Regions from separate parts of the Homo sapiens genome. Here all the other regions are linked to region 3. Evidence: read pairs that join two places in POLR2A ChIA-PET (ENCODE). Cell type or tissue: Panc1. All regions are shown on one strand.

The links. ChIA-PET counts read pairs that join two places held together with the same protein. Peaks named below come from ENCODE experiments on the same cell type or tissue, not always from the same donor. Only the 100,000 strongest peaks of a DNase experiment are listed, where the experiment ranks them.
Region 1: POLR2A ChIA-PET joins it to region 3 with 10 read pairs; 2 of 35 experiments call an interaction of 5 or more read pairs at or near these places.
Region 2: POLR2A ChIA-PET joins it to region 3 with 17 read pairs; 4 of 35 experiments call an interaction of 5 or more read pairs at or near these places.

What each region holds. Positions count from the first base shown.
Region 1 is chr3:128,918,240-128,926,239 of GRCh38, forward strand. All of the region lies in intron 12 of CFAP92 (cilia and flagella associated protein 92 (putative)), which reads right to left. Among named protein-coding and RNA genes, the nearest start is that of ACAD9, 43 kb to the left of the region's middle. In Panc1, no CTCF peak of the experiment used is centred here; no DNase peak of the experiment used is centred here.
Region 2 is chr3:129,081,089-129,089,088 of GRCh38, forward strand. RAB43 (RAB43, member RAS oncogene family) reads right to left here. Exons shown (of 3, transcript NM_198490.3): 3 at 6,484-8,000. ISY1-RAB43 (ISY1-RAB43 readthrough) reads right to left here. Exons shown (of 13, transcript NM_001204890.2): 13 at 6,484-8,000. Among named protein-coding and RNA genes, the nearest start is that of GP9, 24 kb to the left of the region's middle. RefSeq lists an enhancer at 7,362-7,906. In Panc1, no CTCF peak of the experiment used is centred here; no DNase peak of the experiment used is centred here.
Region 3 is chr3:129,222,464-129,230,463 of GRCh38, forward strand. No RefSeq gene overlaps it. Among named protein-coding and RNA genes, the nearest start is that of COPG1, 23 kb to the right of the region's middle. RefSeq lists a silencer at 6,503-6,797. In Panc1, no CTCF peak of the experiment used is centred here; DNase peaks (open chromatin) are centred at 2,788, 4,138 and 6,864; H3K4me3 peaks cover 748 bases; H3K27ac peaks cover 6,979 bases.

The DNA.
Region 1 (8,000 bases), 300 kb before region 3:
CAGGCAGATCATCTGAGGTCAGAAGTTCAAGACCAGCTTGGCCAACATACAGTGAAACCCTTTCCATACTAAAAAATACAAAAATTAGCTGGGCATGGTGGCACACGCCTGTAGTCCCAGCCACTTGGGAAGCTGAGGCAGGAGAATCGCTTGAATCCAGGAGGCAGAGGTTGCATTGAGCCGAGATCATGCCACTCTACTCCAGCCTGGGTGACAGAGCCAGACTCCGTCTCAAAAAAACAAAACAAAAGTCACAAAACTCTTTGGAGAAATTCAAAATGGAGGAGGAACATGCAGGAGGATTCAAGGTTAGCAAGTAATGTCCGATAGCCTAGTAAAGTTGTCTTAAAAGGACTAGGAAAATAAAATTTCAGAGCCTGGAATTGAAATTCTAGAGACTATAAAAGGGATGGTGGAGTGTGGGTAGGAGATGAGATAAAAGGGATGTAAATGTACAATTTGTCTTATAAAGAGAATATAGTTTTATGAGTTTAATGTTCAGTAGGAATGCCTAACCATATGGTCTTCAGGATAACCACCTTAAAAAGAAAGATAGAATGTATAACTTAAGTCCACAGAAGAAAACTTGATCTATCCAAGGAACACAGGAACGGAGGGTTTAAAAGTAGATTAGGTGGCAAAAATGCCTAACCTAACAGTAATTAATGTTAAGCTTGCCAATTAAAGAATCTCAGATTGGATTTTTTTTTTTTTTTTTTTTTTTTGAGACAGAGTTTTGCTCTTGTTGCCCAGGTTGGAGTGGAATGGCGCGATCTTGGCTTACTACAACCTCCGCCTCCCGAGATGAAGTGATTCTCCTGCCTCAGCCTCCCAAGTAGCTGGGATTACAGGCGTGTGCCACCACGCCTGGCTAATTTTGTATTTTTAGTAGAGACAGGGTTTCACCATGTTCAGGCTGGTCTCGAACGCCAGACTTCAAGCGATCCACCCACTTCAGCTTCCCAAAGTGTTGGGATTACAGGCGTGAGCCACTGCACCCAGCCTGGATTTTTTTTTCAAGCTAACAATATGCTATCTACAAAACTTTCAACACAAAGATACAGGTTTGACAACTAAAGGGAGACAGCATATACACTAGGCAAAAAGGCATGAGAAAACAAAGACAAAAAAGCTGTGTGGCATTCTTAATATCTGCTGAAACAATTCAAGTTAAAAATCTATCAAAAGGGGCAAAAGGATATTGTATATTGAGGACAACAAAAAGGGATAACTTGTAAATATATATGCACCTAGCAATATAGTCTCAAAATATATTAAGAAACAACTGACAGGATTACAAGAAGAAATAGACATCTATCTAACATCACTGGAGAACAACCAAGGCAACCAGGATTTGAGAGTCCAAGAATCTGGAGAAAAGGGAAATAATGGTGGTTCCATTTTCTTTTTGCAGTTTTCTCTCAAGGGATTTACTGACTCCTAATTTGCACATGGATAAGGCAGAAATAAGAACATAAGCAGAAAAAGAAGCTTAAGAAGTTTAGAAGCTAAGGAGGTATTTTGGAAAATGCTGCATTGCTAGAGAAACAAAATTGGATTTCAAAATTGGAAATTGTGCCAAGGAGGAAGGGCCCTGGTACCTCTAGGCCTCCAGTTTAGAATTCAGAAAATCTGCTTTAGGAGTAAGGGCAAGCCTGACTCTGATTAAGGAGATTTATCTGTCCTCTGTCTCCTGCTTTATCATCTCTGGAATAAGACATCAAGAGTCTCTATAGTTTTCAATACCCTCTTTACCATTTAACAAAAAATAACAGACATGCCAGGTAACAGGATGAAAAGATGGAAACCAAGAAAAAAGACAATAGAAACAGACCCCAGGTAATCCAGATATTGGAAGTATCAGACAAGAACATTAAAACTAGTCTGGACATGGTGGCTCATGCCTGTAATCACAGCACTTTGGGAGGCTGAGGTGGGTGAATCACCTGAGGTGAGGAGTTAGAGACCAGCCTAACCAACATGGTGAAACCCTGTTTCTACTAATATACAAAAATTAGCTGGGTGTGGCAGTAGGTGCCTGTAATCTCAGCTATTCAGAAGGCTGAGGCAGGGAGAATTGCTTGAACCCAGGAGGCGGAGTTTGCAGTGAGCCAAGATAGTGCTACTGCACTCTAGCCTGGGCCACAGAGCAAGACTCCATCTCAAGAAAAAAAAATTAAAATAATTATGATTAATCAAAATAAATGAAAATGAGAATTTCACCAGACACCTGGAACCTATAGAAAAAATAAATGGAAATCATAGAATTGAAGAAATCATCATTAAAGTTACAATCCAGTGGATGGGTTTAATTGCAGCTTGGACACAGTGTTGGGGAAAAGCTGAGTGTTGGGAAAAAGGCTGAGGCAGGGCTTGCATGTCTGACGTAACGTAAAAGAGTCTTGGAACATGTCCGGCGTCCAGGGTCTAAAACCCCTTGTGGCCTTTGGAACACCAAGCTCTGTTCCAAAGGGTGGAAGGCTGCCCTGCCGCACTACAATCTAAGCCCAGGGCACAAGCCACAAGGGCGTGGCTTGGACGGAATCCAGGGAACAGCGCATAAAACCCCTCGTGGCCTCTGGAATGTGTCTCGACTTGTTGGCTCCTTGCTTCTAGCACTCCAAGGCTCATAGATCGATTGTGTCTTAAACTAGAAGAATACGTTTCCCATTATCTCAAGTAGCAGAACATGTTCCATATGCTTCAAAGAAAATTCTAAACCATCACAGCTGTAGATCATGCACTTGATACACTGCTTTCTTTCAACCCCCACATCCTCACCACCTGCTTCTTTGATCACCAATAAATAGTGTGGGCTTCCAGAGCTCGGGGCCTTCACAGCCTCCATACTAGTGTTGGCCCCCTGGTCCCACTTTATGCACTCTTGTCTCATCTGTTTGACTCTGCCGGACTTCATAGTCCCCACAGCCTGGAGTTGGGTCTGATCACCCCAACATTCCTGGCGCCCAATATGAGGCAACGAACACCCCAGTGAAGGAACACTAGAGTGTGTGAAAGAGGATGCATCATCAGAGGACACCCGAGGACGACTGAAAGAAGCTCAGCAGGAAAGCTGAGCACTCGGAAGGACCAGGGTAACAATGGCACAAAGTGAAAGCAAACATTCTGCTCAGGATGTTTTAATACAGCTTCTTACATACAATAATGCTAATGCAGTGTCAAACTGCTATTAGACCCCTGACAGGGAAGGTTCAGTTAGCTGAATGTATTAAGGCTTGCGATGGCATTGGAGGTAACTTACATAAGGCTAATCTTTTAGCTCAGGCTATGGCTGGATTGAAAGTAGGAAAGAATATGCCCCATTTCTTGGGCCATTGTTTCAATTGTGGGCAATTTGGACACAGAAAAAAGGAATGTAGAAAAGGAAATCAAAAGGCAAAAACTACCATCAATCAACAGAAAAGTCCCAGTGTATGCCCCCAGTGTAAGAAAGGCAATCACTGGGCAAATCAGTGTCATTCTAAATTTAGCAAAGATGGACAACCTCTTTCGGGAAATGGGAAGAGGGGCCTGCCTCAGGCCCCTCAACAAACCAAGGCATATCCGGCACAGCCAGTGCCCTTACAAACATACAACAATTGTCTCCCACCATAGTAGGCAGTGCTGCTATAGACCTTTGCAGCACAATTCCCATCTCCTTCCTGGGGAGCCACCAAAGAAGGTCCCCACGGGTGTTAGGGAACCCTTACCCTCAGGAACAGTTGGTCTGTTACTTGGAAGGTCTAGTTTAAATTTAAGAGGTGTCAGTGCATACGGGAATAATTGACTCTGATTATACCGGAGAAATTCAATTAGTTTGCTGGGCGCGGTGGCTCATGCCTGTAATCCTAGCACTTTGGGAGGCTGAGGTGGGCAGATCACGAGGTCAGGAGATCGAGACCATTCTGGCTAACACGGTGAAACCCCGTCTCTACTAAAAATACAAAAAAAAAATTAGCTGGGCATGGTGGCGGGCACCTGTAGTCCCAGCTCTCAGGGAGGCTGAGGCAGGAGAATGGAGTGAACCCAGGAGGTGGAGCTTGCAGTGAGTCAAGATCGTGCCACTGCACTCCAGCCTGGGCAATAGAGCAAGGCTCCATCTCAAAAAAAAAAAAAATTCAATTAGTTATTAGTTCCTCGACTCAGTGGTCTTCTTCCCCAGGAGAAAGAATTGCTTAGTTATTGCTGTTACCTTACACAAAACTAGGAAGCAGCACAGTGAAAAGAACAGGAGGCTTTGGTAGTAATCCAGCAGGAAAGGCTGTATATTGGGTTAATCTAGTGTCTGACAGAAGACCTATTTGTACAGTAACTATTCAGGGAAAGGATTTTGAAGGACTAGTAAATACTGAAGCTGATGTCTCTATTATTGCTTTAAATCAATGGCCCCAACACTGGCCCAAACAAAAGACTTCCATGGGTATCACTGGCATAGGGCCTGCTTCAGAAGTTTTTCAAAGTTCCTTGATTTTACCATGTCACGGGCCAGATGGCCAGGAAGGAACAATTCAACCTATTATTACACCTATTCCTATCAATTTATGAGGTAGAGACTTATTGCAACAATGGAGTGCCCACCAAACATCTGAAGATCTATCATGAGCCACAGCATCTAGTGGACCCACCTGTATGGTGCAAATTTAAGGTTTAAGGATTGCTTTTTTGCTATACTGTTGCACAAGAAGGATAAGCTTCGATTTGCTCTCTGTGCCTTCTGTTAGAAGGGGCCTGCTTCTCATTATCAGTGGAAAGTTTTACCCCATGGTAATTAACCAAAGAGGCAGAAGCTGAGTTACAGCTTGTAGAACAAATGCTTCACCAATGGTATGCCTCCCAGCTACAGCCACAAAAGTTTTTGCTTCTGTTTCGCTAGATTTACTAACGTGGGGTTGAGGGTATGCTTGTGTTTTTGCAGGAGATGAACAAGCCGTGTGGGTGCCCTCAAGATGTGTACGACCATGGAACAGGAGACTGGAGGGACCCAACCATGGAGGGGGTTCCCCCAGTACGAGCCATGGGCCAGTTGAATCTGAATGCGAAGATGGAATGAGGACCGACTGGAGTCACGCTGACATCAACCCCCATAACATGGGGGCAGATCAAGAAAACCACACAGGAAGCTGAGAAACTGCTGCAGCGCCAGGGTTTTACCTTTTGCAGGAACTCAGGGGCACAACAGATGCTTAATGGACCAATGCTTTCTGACTGAGCTCCTCTCTACCCTGAATACAAGAGACCCTAATAGGCAGGAATATCATCGCCCCTGTTCAGCATGAAGAAGTTGCAGAAGATGGACCTTCATCCTTCTGCAGCCCTTAGGATTAAAGGTCCTTTTGTAAAAGGGAAGGGGGAAATATGTAAGAAGCATTCAAACCAGAGCGACTACATTTTGAATAAGGGCTAAGACAAATGAAGCTGGATCACCAACTGGCAATTAAGGGCTGAACAGCCTGCAATTGCCTTGCTCAATTAATTTAAAAACAGAAAGACCTTTTGGATTCAAAGTTGTGTTCGGCCACCTTTTATGCTAGCAATAGGAAATGTTACTCTTAAATGCCATCTGGAGGGCAAAGATGAAAATCTCACCCTTGATATTGTAAAACTAAAAGAGAAGGTTTTTGAAGCCTCTCAGGCTCACTTAGCCCTGCTCCCTGGAACTGATATTTTGAACAAGACAGCCAATGGGTTGTCCACAATCAATCCTCTTAAATGGATTAAGGCCATTGGAAGCTCTATACTTGGCAGATTTTGTTCTAATAATTATGTGTTTGTGCTGTCTCCTTTTAGTCTGCAGATGCGGAAGCCACCTCGGGAGAGACAGCTGCCGTCGAGAACAAGCTATGATAGCTGTGGCGGTTTTACAAAAAAGAAAAGGGGGCATGTTGGGGAAAAGCTGAGTGTTGGGAAAAAAGCTGAGGCAGGACTTGCATGTCTGATATAATGTAAAAGAGTCTTGGAACATGTCTGGGGTCCAGGGTCCAAAACCCCTCATGGCCTTTGGAACACCAAGCTCTGTGCCAAAGGGTGGAAGGCTGCCCTGCTGCACCACAATCTAAGCCCAGGGCACAAAACCCCTCATGGCTTGGATGGAATCCAGGGCTCAGGGCATAAAACCCCTTGCGGCCTCTGGAATGTGTCTAGACTTGCTGGCTCCTTCCTTCTAGCACTCCCAGGCTCATAGAACGATTGTATCTTTTTTTTTTTTTTTTTTTTTTTTTTTTTGAGACAGAGTTTCGCTCTTGTTGCCCAGGCTGGAGTGCAATGGCGCGATCTTGGCTCACTGCAACCTCCATCCCCTGGGTTCATGTGATTCTCCTGCCTCAGCCTCCCAAGTAGCTGGGATTACAGTCATGTACCACCACGTCCGGCTCATTTTGTATTTTTTTTAGCACAGATGGGGTTTCTCCATGTTGGTCAGGCTAGTCCCGAACTCCCAACCTCAGGTGATCTGCCTGCCTCAGCCTCCCAAAGTGCTGGGATTATAGGCGTGAGCCACCACGCCCGACCGATTGTATCTTAAACTAGAAGAACATGTTTCCCATTATCTCAAGTAGCAGAACATGTTCCACATGCTTCAAAGAAAATGCTAAACTGTCACAGCTATAGATCATGTGCTGATACACTGCTTTCTTTCAACCCCCACATCCTCACCACCTGCTTCTTTGTTTGATCACCAATAAATAGTGCAGGCTTCCAGAACTTGGGACCTTCACAGCCTCCATACTAGCACTGGCCCCCTAGTCCCACTTTATGCACTCTTAACTTGTTTTGTCTCATTCCTTTGACTCCGCTGGACTTTGTGGCCCCCACAGCCTGGTGTTGGGTCTGATCACCCCAACATACAGCAGGGGATAAGATTAGTGATTTAGCAAAATAGCAGTTTCCAACCTTTTTGGCACCAGGGACTGGTTTCGTGGAAGACAGTTTTTCCATGGCCAGTGGGAGAGGGTTGTATGGGCATGGTTTGGGGATGAAACTGTTCCACCTCAGCTCATCAGGCATTGGTTAGAGTCTCATAAGGAACATGCAACCTAGAACCCTTGCATGTTCAGTTCACAATAGTATTCATGCTCTTATGAGAATCTAATGCCACCACTGATCTGACAGGAGGTGGAGCTCAGGTGGTAATGCTCACTTGCCCACTCTCACCTCCTGTTGTGCCACCCAGTTTCTAACAGGCCTCGAACTGCTACTGTTCCATAGCCTGGGGGTTGGGGACCCCTGCATCAGAAGATATATTGGTTGAAAATAATCAGGTTGAAGGATGAAAAGGAGAAAAAAAGACTGTAAAATAAAAAGTATGAGATGTATAAGTAATATCAGATGCAGATCATGGTGAAAATATCTAACATTGGAGTCCCAGGAGGAGAGGAAGAGAAGATGAATATAAGTAATATCTGAAGAGAAATACTGTCCTAGAACTTTTAAAACTTAAAAAAAATCAAGCTACAGATTTAACAAGTTCTAGAAACCCATGGCAAGTTAAATACAAAGAAAAACACACCTACAAACATCATCATAAAACTGCCGAAAACCAAAGAAAATAAAAACAAAAAATTTAAGCAGCCAGAGACAACCAAATTATCTTCAAAAGAACAAGACTGGCAGCTGACCAACAGAAACAATGGAAGTCAGAGGACAACGGAATGATGTCTTTAAAGTGTTAATAACTGCCAAGCTAGAATTCTAAACCCAGGAAAAATACCCAAAAAATCTAATCACAGAAAAATTAACTGATACTCACAAACACTTCTCAATACTGAAACAATGAAAAGACGAGTCACAGACTGGGAAAAGATACACATCTAACAACTCATTTGAATAAAAGTAAAACACTGTCAATTAGAAAAATACAACTAGATTTATTTTAAATGGAGAAAATAAATAAATTTGAACAAGCACTTTATAAAAGGAGATATCCAAATAGCCAATCGTGAAAAGGTGCTCAACATTATTGAGAGAGAGACAGACATTAAAGCCTGAATGTGGCTGGGCATGGT
Region 2 (8,000 bases), 140 kb before region 3:
GCACCACCATGCCTGGCTAATTTCTGTATTTCTAGTAGAGTCAGGGTTTCACCGTGTTGGCCAGGCTGGTCTCGAACTCCTGACTTCAGGTGACCTGCCCACCTTGGCCTTCCAAAGTGCTGGGATTACAGGCATGAGCCATCGCATCTGGCCTATTTTTAAAAAGGGATAAATCCACAAGGACAAAGGGAATGAGGGGAGGTGACTGTGGGGAAGAGAGGCCAACATGCTTCTGTGGAGCGGAGAGTGGATGGAGGCAGTGGCCACTTCCACAGATCACAGTGTGGCTGGCAGGGGGAAACCTGAGGAGAAGCAGCCACTGTGCCCCCAGGATCCCCAGGGGTCAGCACTCAGATGCTGCGGATCGCCACAGATCACGAGAGAGGCCTGAAAATCAGGGCTTGCCTGGAAGTCTAGCTCCCAGCATTTGTAACCCTCAGGCCCCTCCCTGATTTCTGCATCTAGGGACCACCGCTTCACCCCGTCCAAATGGAAATTTGAGGGGCAGGGGTTCATTTTTTAAGAAATTGAAAAGAGAACCCCAGCCTTGGGAAAGCAGGCAGAGTGGAGGGCAAAAATTTGGTACAGGGCCAAAAATAGACGGGAACGTCCACAGTTCCTGCCGCAGGACCCTGGCTTCCTTCCTGACTGGCTACCCGGCGCACGCAATGGGGTTTCTCCCATCCCCACCACCCCCAGGAAGGAGATTAGAAGATCCTGTGCTAGAGAAATGGAAATGCTTCAGGGAAAAGATCTCTTCTCTCTGGCTACAGACATTAGGGGACCCCTCCCCAGTGGAAGAGCAGCTGGGCCCAAAATCACCCAACAGGGAGAAGTCCACCCATTGATAAGCCCTATCTGGGCACTCAGGCTTCCAGGAATCCCCAGACCTGAGGAACAGCCCTCACATGGAAGACAATGTTTAAAACAACAGGAGAAAGGAACGCCAGGCAAAGAACAGGAGAGAACTTAGAAGTTTGTTTTAAGAACAACACAACCCTCAAGGGCTCCTTGGAGTAATGACTGACTCCAGGTCTGCAGCGGAGAATGTATGACATGTGCCAGGAAGCAGAGGGGTGTGCGGGACTCGAGGGTCTCATCCAGGGACTCGGTGCCATCTGGAAAGGACTCAGCGGCCAGAGTCCAGCGGGCTCACTGGCATCACACAGGTAACAGCTTCAGTGGACATGTAGAAAGCCACGATGACCCACACCCCGCCCAGGAAGGAGGAAGGTGGGAGGAGGAGAAGAAAAGAGAGGAGGAAGAGGAAGAGGAGAGAAAGAAGAAAGGGAAGAAAGTTTCTGCCTGTTGGGGTTTAAATCCTCCTTACCTTAACCACATTAAGGGTCCTTTAACCACCTTAAGGGTCCCTTAACCGTCTCATATCCAGACTCTAGTTTTTTTTTTTTGTTTGTTTTTTGAAATGGAGTCTTACTCTGTTGCCCAGGCTGGAGTGCAGTGGCACGATTTAGGCTCACTGCAAAATCTGCCTCCTGGATTCAAGCAATTCTCCTGCCTCAGCCTCCCAAGTAGCGGGGATTATAGCCACCCGCCACCACACCAGCTAATTTTGTATTTTTAGTAGAGACGGGGTTTCACCATGTTGGTCAGACTGGTCTCGAACTCCTGACCTCAGGTGATCCACCTGCCTCGGCCTCCCAAAGTGCTGGGATTACAGGCATGAGCCACCACGCCAGGCCCAGACTCTAGTTTTTACATCAGTCATAACATTTCAAATTTCTATATTTTGGTGTTCTGAGTCGTTCAGTGAATACTGCATCATAAGCATTTTTAAATGTTATATTGTTTTCATGACTCTTTCAGAGTTTCTTTCAGAGCTAACATAATATATACTTCTTACAGAAAACTGTAAAGTTTAGACCAGGCCCAGTGGCTCATGGCTGGAACCCAGCACTGTGGGAGACTGAGGTGAAAGGATCACTCGAGCCCTGGAGTTCAAGACCAGCCTGGGCAACATAGCAAGACCCCATCTCTACAGAAAATATAAAAATTAGCCAGGTGTGGTGGCGCACACCTGTGGCCCCAGCTACTCGGGAGGCTGAGGTGGGAGGATGGCTTGATCCCGGGAGGCGGAGGTGGCAGTGAGCTGAGATGGTGCCACTGCACTCCAGTTTGGGTGACAGAGCTAGACCCTGTTTCAAAAAAAAAAAAATTTCCTTCAGGGAGATCCCTATAAGGGGTGTTATTTTCAGAAATGTTCATTTAGAATTATGTCCATGTTGTTGAATCTAATCCTGATTATGTGGTAGCTGTCGCTGCAGCCACCGTCTCACCCTCAAATACCCAATGTCCACTCTCAGGATTTCCAGGGTTAAGGCCCAGTCCCTGGAGCCCAGATGCACAGGGTTCTAATCTTACCTCTGCCACTGACTAGATGTGCAATTTGAGGCAAAGCACCTAAACTGTCTTATGAATTCTTGTACAATGCTGAGAACAATACAAGTTTACAGAAACCTCGCAATAAATACCAGCCCCCATCACCTTGGGTGGCTGTAGCCGCCGATCTGATAGAAGTTTGAAGATTCTAGACGTGGAAATTGAGCAGCCTTCAGCCGTACATCTACTCACACCTGACAATGCACCATATTTGGCATCTATATGTGAATTTATGTCTTTTCTGCCCAGAGAGTCTACAGCGTCAAGTTGGTCAAGGATCAAGAAGAGATCAAGGACCATATTAGGCCTTAGACAAGGTAACATGAAGAAAATCAACAACAACAACAAAAACATGATTAGGGATGACAAGCTTGCATGTTTCCAGGCAGAGTAGCGCTTCGATGATGAAAGTGCCCTGGGGAGAGTGTCTGGGTGTCAGGGTGATGCAGGGGTCCTGCTGACTCCATTCATGGCTGACTCCATTCATGGCGCTGTCTCTGGCTATGGGATGGAGTCTGAGCCTTGCTGAGGAGCAAGCCATGAGCCTTTTTTTTTTTTTTGAGACGGAGTCTCGCTCTGTCACCAAGGCTAAAGTGCAGTGGTACGATCTCGGCTCACTGCAAGCTCCGTCCCCCGGATTTATGCCATTCTCTTGCCTCAGCCTCCCAAGTAGCTGGGACTACAGGTGCCCGTCACCAGGCCTGGCTAATTTTTTTGTATTTTTTTTTTTAGTAGAGACGGGGTTTCACCATGTTAGCCAGGATGGTCTCGATCTCCTGACCTCGTGATCTGCCCGCCTCAGCCTTCCAAAGTGCTGGGATTACAGGCGTGAGCCACTGCGCCCAGCCGCTGTGAGCCCGTTGACCTTGAAGTCTGCAGATGAAGTTGGCACTTGTAGAAAGGAAGGAAAAGACACTTGACCAAGACATAAATGGATAACATCCTTCAGGCCAATGGAAGAAACCAAAAATTCTAGGATGTCAGGGCCTGACCCTGGGCCATGCTTGTGCAGTGAGCAGGCTGTGTTGACCAGAGTTCCTCGGTCATGTGCACACAATGAGGATCCCCCTGGGGATCTTCTTAAAATTCAGATTCTGACTCAGGAGGTCTGGGGTAGAGGCTGAGGTTCTGCATTTTTGTATAGGCTCCTAGGTGATACCCACGCTGCTGGCCCACGGACCACAAGTGGAGCAAGGCAGGAGCAGACAGGCCCTACTCACCCGGCTCCAGGGAGCTCCCTCGGGGCCACCTGGCCACACTCTTCCCTCTCCCGGCCTCCTCTGCCATGTGCTGGCTTCTCAATGGGCCACACCTCTCCTGCTTGCCACCAACCAGCACAGACTGTGGAGCTTCCTGGCAGAGTGAAGGGCCAGAATACAGCAGACCCAACTGTTGTGCTAAGAAACAAATCTTTTTTTTTTTTTTTTTTTTTGAGAGAGTCTCACTCTGTCGCCCGGGCTGGAGTGCAGTGGCGCCATCTTGGCTCACTGCAAGCTCCGCCTCCCGGGTTCACGCCATTCTCCTGCCTCAGCCTCCCGAGTAGCTGGGACTACAGGCGCCTGCCACCACGCCCAGCTAATTTTTTGTGTTTTTAGTAGAGACGGGGTTTCACCGTGTTAGCCAGGATGGTCTCAATCTCCTGACCTTGTGATCCGCCCACCTCGGCCTCCCAAAGTGCTGGGATTACAGGGGTGAGCCACCTCACCCAGCCGAAACAAATCTTTTAAAATCTGATATGAAAGGGAAACCTCCTTGCCCAAGTGTGGCAAGGACAGGACCAGATCCCAGGAGCCTAGGTGGGGATGAGCCCGACCCACCACGGCCTCCGTAGCCAGAGCTGTAGACAGGGTTGCTTGCAGTGGGCCGCACCGTGGCCCGCTGAAAGCACACAGTGGACACGAGCTGAGTCCACAGCTTTCTCTGAGCTGGGACTTAGCCCTCCAGTGGGGAACCATGGTCAGCGGCTGCAACCCCTGGGCAAGATGGGGCCTGGCCTCCTGCCCTCTGCAGGGTCATAGGAGTGTCTGGGAGCTCAGGGTCAGGGCCAGATGGCTGTTCCTGGGGCCTGGGGCTCCAGCTCAGGATGTTTGGGAACAGGAACTCTTGGCTTGGAGAAGCCCATTACACCACAGGAGGCCTGAGATGGTCGGTCTGCGGGGAGCAGCTCAGACTGGGGGTGGCAGAGCAGCGTGTGGCTGTGTGTGGCCAGGTCAGGGGAGAGTGGCCAATGCTGGGCCCTCTCTAAGGAGCCCGAGGGCCACAAGGACCGTGGAAGAGGTCTTGAGTGAGGGAGTCGGGACCTTGTGGCTAGGGGTCTTGCTTGAGGATGCTCTCTGCAGCCACAAGGAGATGCCCAGGCAGGACCAGGTCAGGAAGAGGCTGGGGCAGAGGCCCAGGCAGGAGGTGGGTGGGCTGGGTGGGGATGGGAGTAGCCAGGGTGAAGGTGAGGACAGGGAAGGGGCCCCCCTGCCTCCTGGCTTCCCTGAGGGCGGGGCTGGCCAATCCCAGCGGCAAATGTGTGCAGGGAGGAGTGGGGTCCAGGTTGGAGCTTTGGGAGCCCTTGGAGGCAGCAAGGCAGACTCACCTCTGGGACCCAGCACCCAGCTTGGGCGTGCAGGTGGGGGCTCAGAAGTGAACATCGTGGGGCTTTGAGCAAGACTCTCTGGGATCCAGTCTCAGCTTCCATACTTTGAAGTCAAGGAGTGGACCTGTGCTGTCTGTTTGCTCTGGGGTCTGGGCAGTCCTGTTGTTTGGGTAGAGGCCTCAGAGGGCCCTAGGGACAGACTGACCCAGGTCTGAGCCTCTTGGGAGCGTGCGGATGGCCGGGCTCAGACAGGCCTGGTTATGGGTTTGACTTACAAGGGGCACACGCGCACTCTGGTGCTTCCTGGCATTCAGAAGAGAAGAGGGAGTTCAGACATCAGGCCTTCCTTCTCCCTGGGAAGGATGGCAGGTGCCTGGAGCCAGGCCTGTCTTGAGAGCCAGGGCTCTGGGTCTTCCTCCTCCAGTGCCCTGTTCCAGGCCTTCAGTGCATAAAGCACTCCCCTCCTGGGGTCTCTTCAGGGCTCCCCGGGATGCAAATGGGACAGGGAATAGGATCCCAGGTTTGAGGAAACCAAGGCCCAGAGAGGAGAAGTGACCTGCCCAGAACCACAGGACAGTCAGGGCACACCTAGGTTTCAACGGCAGGCTGCTATGAGCCCCATCATGTCAGTTTGTCTCAGGCTTGGCAAGGTGGTGCAGCACTGCTAGGCCCCCCTCTTCTTCCTCAGGGTGACCAACCAGCAGCCCTGCTGTTTAAGAGTCCCTTTCGGCAGAAAACCCCTTATTTGAGTGACCAGGAATAGACCCCTGATTATATTGGTGGGCAGGCTATGGATTTCATGGGCTTCCCAGTGCCAGAGACCTGATTCAGGCACTTCTCTAAGCTGAGCATCTACTGTGTGCCTGGTAACATCTCTGTGCTGGTCACATCACAGAAGCAAGAGCCCCTCATGGTGTTCTTAAGTCCTAACTCGGAATAACAACAGGTCAGAGCCCCCCAAAGCCCAGGCACAGGCCCTGAGCCCCTGGACACTGGCGTTTGTGTCTGAGAGGGGGTGAGAACACTTCTCTGTAGGAAATGTCTTCAGCCCAGGATCCAGGGGTGGGGGGAACCTCGACCATGGGGTGGGTTGTTCCTGCCACTGTGGGATCAATGTGGCTACAAGACCCGGGCAAGGGATTCCTCATCCAGGCCTGTGTGCTCAGGAGAGTGACGCTTCCCTCATGGGGAGGTCGGGGTGAGGGTGCCCCTGCCAATCACCAAAGAGCCCTCTCCAACACAAACCCAATGGGAGGAACCTGGGGTGTCCCAGAGAAGGGACCCAGCCCAAGCTTCCTCTGCCCCTCAGGCACCAACTGCTTCTTGCTCAGGGGGGTCCCCCAAGGGTTTAGGGACAGAGGGAAGGTCTCACAGTGCTCTGGGTGGCAGACTGGCAGGGGGCAGCTTGTCTACCACCCCGGGCCTGGAGACTAGTTGAGGCACGTGGCCACCTGGGCCGCCTCTGGGCTCAAAGATCAGAGAACCAGTCCTGGGCGCAGTGGCTTGTTATAGAAATCTGTTTAATGGTTTAGGAATGTGTACACTCTGGCTCTGCCAAGTTTCCATAAAGGCAACTTTTCCATGTTTTAAAAAATAGATTTGGTATAAAGATTTATATATTCATAAATAGGTGGCATGAAAAATTACCAAATGCAAATGGAATACTTGCGCTGACTGAAGCCCTGTTCACCCCAAGTCCAGGCCCTGCAGGGGTCCGAGGGTCTCTGCTGGAGGAGGCCCCAACTCCGGCAGCCTCTTAGGGAAGAGAAACTGAATTAAATGTGTATTAGGAACCCCTCCAGCTCCTTAAGCCAGCGTCGCACTGGCCCCACCGAGGCCTCAGCCCACCTCCCTCTGCTTCCCCCCGCCACCTCCACCATTGCCCCCTCCCCTGCACTCTGGCCCCTGACCCCACCTGTTCCCACTCTTTGGCAATTTATCAACAAAGGAAGAGATGACACTGTTCTCCTTCCGCCCCAGAGCCCGGGCTGCCGGGAGAGCTTAGCCTGCCAAGGGGAGGAAACAAGCCGGCTTTGTTTTGTCTCACACACTTCCCCGTCTTCTCTCCCAGCCCAGTTTTAAGGGCCGGAAGGGCAGTGGGGCCCCCTCCTGGTGGGATACAGCAGGGCAGGAGCCCCTGCAACCCCAGGTACAGGTCTTGAGTCCCTGGACACCGGCTTTTGTGCCTGAGAGGGGGTGGGAACGCTTCTCTGTAGGAAATGGCTTCAGTCCAGGATCCAGGGGTAGGGGAACCTCGACCATGGGGTGGGTTGCTCCTGCCAGGGGGTACTAGGGGCAAGGCCCCAGGGTGGAGCCAGTTCTGGGAGCTGTGTCCAGCTAGGCATCTGTGACCCCAAATGGCATGAATAAAAGGGCAGGTTGCTAAGAGCCAGGGGAGGGCATGGGGCAGGGAGACCAGGTTGGCCCAGACAGGACAGAGGTGCTCCAGGGACAGGGTGCTGGAGTGAAGCCAGGTGGAGCGGTGGAGCTGTGGAGCCTTTGAAACATCCTGAGGGCCCAGGCCTGCCACAGGGTGACCTGGGCAGAGGAGAAGCCCAGAGGACAGCAAGGTGCCCAAATGAGGTCAGGGCTTCTGGGGTGGAGGGACGGGGGGCACAGTGGCGGCGGGGGAAGGAACGTTGAGTCCCAGGTGAGCCTGCCTTTCCAGGCCAAGCCCTTGGAGTGAGGGTGCTCCTGCCTGGGGGGCGAGAAGTGGAAGTGGCTCACAGTCCAAGGTGACAAATGAACCCATCACCGGTCAGCTACCATCCCTGTGAAGGAGCCAGGGTGGAAGGCCCTGTCCATGTCCTCCCTCCCTCCCTAAGCCCTGAGGAAGGTAACAGCCCCACCTGTGAGGCCCCAGCCTGGAAGCAGAGTAGGAGAGCCGGGCTTCTTAGAGGTGGGCAGTGGGTGGTGGTGGGCAGTACTGGTAAGTATGCTTGGGTGGCTGGGACTTGCCCTGGAACTGGGGCTGAAATTCAAACGGGGAGGCCCAGGCCTTTGTTCCCAAGACCCTGTG
Region 3 (8,000 bases):
TGTGCCTGTAATCCCATCTACTCAGGAGGCTTACTATGAGACTCCATCTCAAAAAAAAAGATTCAGAGAAAATGAAACTCCCATTCATTGCTGGTAGGAATGTGACTTGCTATAACCTTTTGTGTGTGTGTGCTGGAGTCGCCTGGCTAATTTTTTGTATTTTTAGTAGAGACAGGGTTTCACCATGTTGGCCAGGATGGTCTCGATCTCCTGACCTCGTGATCCGCCCACGTCAGCCTCCCAAAGTGCTGGGATTACAGGCGTGAGCCACTGCGCCCGGCCTTTTTTGTTGTTTTTTTTTTAAAGCAAGTTGCCAAGAAATGTACATAGTCCATAGTCTCCTTTTTTTTTTTTTTTTTGGAGACAGAGTGTTGCTCTGTCGCCTAGGCTGCAGTGCAGTGGCACAATCTTGACTCACTGCAACCTCTGCCTCCTGGGTTCAACCGATCTCCTGCCTAAGCCTCCCGAGTAGCTGGGATTACTGGCGCACACTACCATGCCCAGATAATTTTTGTATTTTTTAGTAGAGAGGGGGTTTCACTATGTTGGTCAGGCTAGTCTCAAACTCCTGACCTAGAGAAATCCACCTGCCTCAGCCTCCCGAAGTGCTGGGATTGCAGGCCTGAGCCACAGCTCCCAGCCCCAGTTTTGTTTTAAGAAAAGGGTTTGTAGGCCACATGTAGTGGCTCATGCCTGTGATTCCAACACTTGTGGAGGCCAAGGTGGGCAGATTACTTGAGCTCAGGAGCTTGAGACCACCTGGGCAACATGACGAAACACCGACTCTACAAAAAAATACAAAAAGTAGCCGGGTACGGTGGTGCAGATCTATAGTCCCAGCTACTTGGGAGCCTGAGGTTGGAGGATCTCTTGAGCCCAGGTAGAGGCTGCAATAAGCCAAGATCATGCCACTACACTTTAGCTTAGGCACCAGAGTGAGATCCTGTCTCAAAAAAATGGGGAAGTTTGGATATTGTTCATATAGGAAAGATGGAGAAAAAAAAGATTTGGGATTATACACTTCATGTTGTTAATATTTATTACTTTAGGGGATGAAATTAGGGTAAGGTGGGGCAGATATAATTTTTCTTTCACATAATGTTGGATTTTGTGTGTAACAAATAAACATAAATTACTTTTGTAATTCTTTCAATTCTTAAAGAAAATTTAAGGAAAAAAATGACAAAGACTATAAGGAAATACTAATTTTTTTATAATATAAAATGACAACAAAAATATTAAATTGAATTCCTGCTTTATTCACAACTGTAAAAATAAAATATCCATGTGAATAGGACTGGTAAAGAGAACTTAAAAGTTTTTTAGGGTTTTTTAGAGTGCTAGGAAGTACGTAATCTTTTTTATTTTAGTTTTTTTCTGTACCACTTACAAGCTAGGATATAGTCTTTTTAAAATAAATACTTGTGAATACTTGTGGGGAATAATCATAATAGTTCTATTATGTAAAAGATGCAAACTATGGATGCAGTGGACAAAGTGTAGATATAAAATGCAAAAATTAGGCCAGGCATGGTGGCTCACACCTGTAATCCCAGCATTTTGGGAGGCCAAAGTGGGCAGATCACAAGGTCTCTAAGAGACAGAGACCATCCTGGCCAACATGGTGAAATGCCGTCTCTACTAAAAATACAAAAATTAGCTGGGCGTGGTGGCACGCGCCTGTAGTCCCAGCTACTCAGGAGGCTGAGGCAGGAGAATCCAGGAAGCAGAGGTTGCAGTGAGCCAAGATCGTGCCATTGCCCTCCAGCCTGGTGACACAGCGAGACTCCGTCTCAAAAAAAAAAAAAAAAAAGAATAAAAGAAAATGCAAAAATTGGCTGAGCATGGTGGCTCACGCCTATAATCCCAGCACTTTGGAGACCGAGGGGGATGGATTGCTTGAGCTCATGAGTTGGAGACCAGCTTGGGCAACATGGCAAAACCCCATCTCTACAAAAAAAAAAAAAAATACAAAAAATTAGCTGGGCATGGTGGCAGGTGCCTGTAGTCCCAGCTACTCAGGAGGTTGAGGTGGGAGGATGACTTGAGGCCAGGAGGTGGAGGTTGCAGTGAGCCGAGATCACACCACTGCACTTCAGCCTGGGCAATAGATCCAAACCTTGTTTCAAAAAAAAAAAAAAAAGCTGTTAAGTAAGGATGACAGGCTTATGAATATTTTTTTTCAATTTCCTCAAACTTTATGTAATATTGCACTGCCTTTAGAATAAAAAGTAACTCCTACCCCATAAAAAGCTAGGTTTCCTTTTTTGGAATTTATTACAGAAGAGAAGACAGAACAGAAATTTGTATCCTGCTACAATTACAGTGTTATCAAACTATAGTCCTATATGGATGAGGACTGAAGGAGGAATGCTGAGACTGTTGAGGGTTTTAAAATTTTTATTTCCTTTCCTGTTATGTTCCAAAAAGATACACATCAAGAATGGGAGGAACGAACTTTTAATTTATTTTCTCAGTTTCCGGATGCTCTATCTTCTTTTTCAAATTATAAAAATTCTCTTTTTTAAATACAAGCTGACTGGGTTGTCCCTGAAACACATTAGCTCAAGCTTCTGACCTTTGGAAAGCAAATCAGAGACTATGTTGCGAAAGAATTGTAATCAGCCTCGGTGACTGTGAGAGTTATTTAGGACACAGCCTCTTGCTCAGTTACAGCTCCAGCCTAGGGCCAGCAGGGCACTGGGACATGCTGGCAGCCACTGCATACTGGGCACCGGAAGGAGGATCTGCAGCAAGCTGGGACGTGGAAGGAAGCCACAGGACTTCCTCTGCAAGCTCTGCCAAGCCAAACGAGTATTATCTGCCCTCGAGTTTGTTTTTGCCATGGCTAAACACGGACTGCAAGTTGAACGTAATCCAAGCAGATCATTTCCCTGCAATTTTAAAAAGCAACGTAAATCCTAGACTTGACATGGTTCAAATCAGCTGGAGCAGGGCATCTCAGGGAGTAAGAGAGACTTGGGCTACTTCTAATTTTGTTTATTGATATGAAGAAATAGTAAATACAACTTAAAAATTTTGGTATGCTGTATTTTATTTATGAATTGCTTTTAGAGACAGGGTCTCAGTCTGTCTCCTGGGCTGGAGTGCAGTGGCACAATCATAGCTCACTGCAGCCTTGAACTTCTGGGCTCAAGCAATCCTCCTTCAGCCTCCCAAAGTGCTGGGATTATAGGTGTGAGCCACCGTGCCTGGCCAGGTAAGCTTATTTTAAAATAGTAATATACATTTTTTAAACCTTTAGTCACCTTTTCAAGTAAAGCACCTCTACATTTAAAACAATGGAGTTAGCCAGTCATGGTGGCTCATGCCTATAATCCCAATTTTAGGTAGGCTGAGGCGGGAGGATCAGTTGAAGCCAGAAGTTCAAGACCAGCCTTGGCAACAAAGTGATACCCCATTTCTACAAAAATTGTTTTTTTAAAAAAGTTAGCTAGGCATGGTGTATGCCTGTAGTCCCAGCTACTGGGGAGGCTGAGGTAGGGGGATCACTTGAGCCTATGAGCAGAGATCATACTACTGCACTCCAGTCTAGGTGACAGAATGAGAACCTGTCTTTTTTTTTTTTTTGAGATGGGGTCTCGCTCTGTCGCCAGGCTGGAGTGCAGTGGCGCAGTCTTGGCTCACTGCAACCTCTGCCTCCTGGGTTCAAGCGATTCTCCTGCCTCAGCCTCCCAAGTAGCTGGGATTACAGGCACGTGCCACCATGCCCAGCTAATTTTTGTATTTTTAGTAGAGATGGGGTTTCACCATGTTGGCCAGGCTGGTCTTGAACTCCTGACCTCATGATCTGCCCGCCTCAGCCTCCCAAAGTGCTGGGATTACAGGCATGAGCCACCGTGCCCGGCCTGAGACCCTGTCTTAAAAACAACAACAACAAAAATCCCACAAAATACAATGGAGTCCATTGTTAATTTGAAAAAGTATAGTAAACACACAGAAACATTTTATATATATCCTATCACGCATAGTGTATTTCAGATGTTATGGTTGGATAAAGAAAGACAAATTCAAGGTAATATGATAAGCATCTTCTTTTAGTCCTGCCAGCGTGTCTCTGACTCATGCACACCCTTGTATGGAGAGGAAGCTCTTGGAGAGTGCGCAGGCTGGCCACCCGCCCATGACATGCCCTGCTGTGGGAAAGCCAGAGCAGGGAGTGGATAGAGCCTGTGACTTGGAATCAAAAGACTCAGGGCGGAATTGCAGCTCTGCCATTTCTTGTGTCAACTCTAAGCCTGTATCATCCACTGTAAGATGGAGATAGTAATAAAACCTTCTTCGCAGAGTTGTGGGGAAGATTCACCAAGATTAACACATAGGAAAGCCCACAGCACACTTTAGCATGTAGGTTGCCCAAATGTTTGCTCCCTTTGACTGTCTCTTCCTGGCTGGATGTGAGGATTATGTTGGATGGTGTACGTGAAAACAAATGTTAGTTATAATTAGAAATGGGTAACAGGGTCCTGAATCTAATTCAAGACACCACATCTGATTGTGTGTATGTTGTGTCAGAGTGTCTGCAACAGGTTGTTAGTCCTCCAATGCTACGATATTTTTTAACCTCCTTCTGAGCCCCTCCCTGTCTGGCAGTCCCTAGACCTAGCTAGCTTCTCAGAATAGGTTCTGGAAATGCAGAGAACATTCAGGAGGCAGGCTCACGGCCTGAAAAATAAGGGTCGCAGCTCCTGACTCAACTAATACTTCAAGGCAGCGTCCAAAGGTCCAACAAGACAACTCACTGCATGCTCCCTCACACGTTGTCGGCAGGCTGGAGTGCAGTGGCGCAATCTCCGCTCACTGCAAGCTCCGCCTCCTGGGTTCACGCCATTCTCCTGCCTCAGCCTCCCGAGTAGCTGGGACTACAGGCGCCCGCCACCACGCCCGGCTAATTTTTTGTATTTTTAGTAGAGAGGTTTCACCGTGTTAGCCAGGATGGTCTCGATCTCCTGACCTCATGATTCACCCACCTTACCTTCCCAAAGTGCTGGGATTACAGGCGTGAGCCACCGTGCCTGGCCTTCCCTCAAAGATTCGGAGGTAATTTCAATTCTCCTACATCACCACTGTAGCATTGTCACACTGAGGAAAATTAAGTATATTTAGACAGAATCTTTGAACAAGGGTTTTGGGAAAGGAGATAACTGATATCTGAAATCACAAGAAATTCAGCCAGGGTGCTAGGCCAAATGTAGGCTGTGGGAAGGAAAGGGCTTTGTGCTTCTTGAAGGCCAGGACAAATGCTTGAAGTTAGCATCATTCAAAGGTGTGCTTAAAGCCATCTGTGGGAGACCTCAGCTGCCTGGATCTTGAGTACGTGTGATTAACTGCCTTGTGTATTAGCAACCCCTGGGAAGATCCCACTGATGAACAGGGTGAAATGACATGAAAAACAGCCGTGAATAAGCCTTTGAGAAATGAAACAAACTAAACCCACAAGTCATCCTAGCAAGCAAGGGGAAAAAGAAAAGATTCAGTGCAGACAATTTCTGCTGTGAATGAACCCAGGTCTTCCCAGGGGGAGAAATGGGTGGGGGCGATTTGATTGAGGAAGGAAATGAGGCTTCAGGCAGGAGGAAATTCTTTTTTTTTTTTTTTTTTTTTTTTGAGACAGAGTCTTGCTCTCTGTCATCCAGGCTGAGTACAATGGCTCGATCTGGGCTCACTGCAACCTCCGCCTCCTGGGTTCAAGCAATTCTTCTGCCTCAGCCTCCCGAGTAGCTGGGACTACAGACATGCGCCACCACGCCCGGCGAATTTTTGTATTTTTAGTAGAGACAGAGTTTCACTATATTGGCCAGGCTGGTCTCAAACTCCTGACCTTGTGATCTGCCCACCTTGGCCTCCCAAAGTGCTGGGATTAGGCGTGAGCCACTGCGCCCGGCCTAATTTTTGTATTTTTAGTAGAGACAGCGTTTTCCCATGTTGGCCAGGCTGGTCTCGAACTCCTGACCTCAAGTGATCCACCCAGCTTGGTCTCCCAAAGTGCTGGGATTACAGGCGTGAGCCACCGTGCCGCTGGCAGGAGAAAATCCTTTACTGTGTTAAGTTAGTAAAGAATGTGCTTCATGAATACCCTACTCTTCCCACCTGTAGCTCTGGCTACAGGGGGTCCTTCCTGCCCTGGAAGGTTTTCACAGGACATTCTGTGCATTCTATGACCGAGTGAAGCCCACAGCTCTCCTTCTTTTCCTCCAGCCCTCTTGCTCCATTTCCATTCCCAACAGACTGTTTTTCTTTATCAGAGTCCCTAAATTTCCTCACCCATAAAACTGAGATGGTGGTGTCTGCTTGCAGGGCAGTTCTCATACAGGACTGTGTGGGATGGCAATGGTGGATGTGCCTGGCACGGTGTCAGGCACAGTGGAAAAGGCCCTAAGTGAATGTTGTGTGATAATTTCCTAGGAGTCCTCACTCTTGTGGACACTGCATTCCCAGGCTCCCTTGCCAATTGTCTTAGGCCGGGGCCAGCCGCTGGGAGATGCATGTGGGAGACTGGTGGCTTGGGGGAGGGAGAAACCAGGGTATTTCTCCCTTTCTCCCTCTGCCTGGGGTGGGACGGCAACTAATTCTCCTCTGAATACTGGTTCCCAGTAGGACAGCCCCTCTCTCTGTGGCTGCAGTGCCCACCAGGTGGCCCTCATCACGACCTTGGTTCCCACAGATGGCTCCAGCTGCTGGGCTCCACTTCCACCTCTACCCTAGAGGCAAGAGAGGCTTCCTGTCCTTCCTGTTGCTGATCTCCCAGTTCCCTCCCCACTTCCTGCTTGGTTTCCCAGCTCTTCCATTCCTGTGTAATAAGTCCTTGTACTGAATTCTGTCTGCTTCTGCCTGGGCTGTGGCTGATACACACGGTAATTGTTCAGACTAAGCTATGCAGTAAAGAGGTGACTCAGCAGGCTTGTGACGCTCAAACCCTGCACATCCCAAAGACCGGCTCCTGGAAGATAACCTATAAACAGTTGAAATATCCTGCCTGATGGAGTGGCTTTGCATACCTGGGGCCTTGGGCCCTGCCAGATACTTGTGCTAAAAATGTGCTTCGGGGTGAATGTCCGTTTCTGTTTGCTTCGGGTCTTGGGCCACACTGAGTTTGACGTGGTTGCAGGGTCATGCTGGAGACTAAGATCAAGCAGGTTGGTGCTCCATGGCCGTGTGACTGACCCTCAATAAAAAACCTGCACACTGAGGCTTGGGTGAGCTTCCCTGTTGTCAACACTCCCTGCAGGCTACCACGCATCCTTACGGGAGAATGAAGCACGGTCCCTACAACTCTTCCGGTAAGGCCACATGGAAACTCGCACCTGCTCTCTCCCAGATTCTGCCCTAAACACGTTTTCCTGTGCTGATTTTAATCTGTATCCTTTTGCTGTAATAAACTATAACCATGAGTATAGCAGCTTTTCTGAGTTCTATGAGTCCCCCTAGCAAATCACTGAACCTGGGACCCCCCCACACACCAGTTAAAAAGGACACTTTTTGGGCCTGGCGCGGTGGCTCACGCCTGTAATCCCGGCACTCTGGGAGGCCGAGGCGGGCGGATCACAAGGTCAGGAGATGGATACCATCCTGGCTAATACAGTAAAACCCCGTCTCTACTAAAAATACAAAAAATTAGCTGGGCGTGGTGGCGGGTGCCTGTAGTCCCAGCTACTCCGGAGGCTGAGGCAGGAGAGTGGCGTGAACCCGGGAGACGGAGCTTGCAGTGAGTCGAGATTGTGCCACTGCACTCCAGCCTGGGCAACAGAGCAAGACTCTGTCTCAAAAAAAAAAAAAAAAAAAAAGGACGCTTTTTCTTTTACAGACAAAATGTCGAGAGTCCCCAGAACTTAAGTAACTTTCCTGAACTGAATGCAGGTTCTTGAATTTAAAGCCCTGTCTCTTGCTGCCCTGCCCACTGACTCTCACAAGGATAGGGCAGGCAGTGAGAATGTGGAAGCAGAAAGACCACATGACTGACAGTTTAAAGTATAGTCATG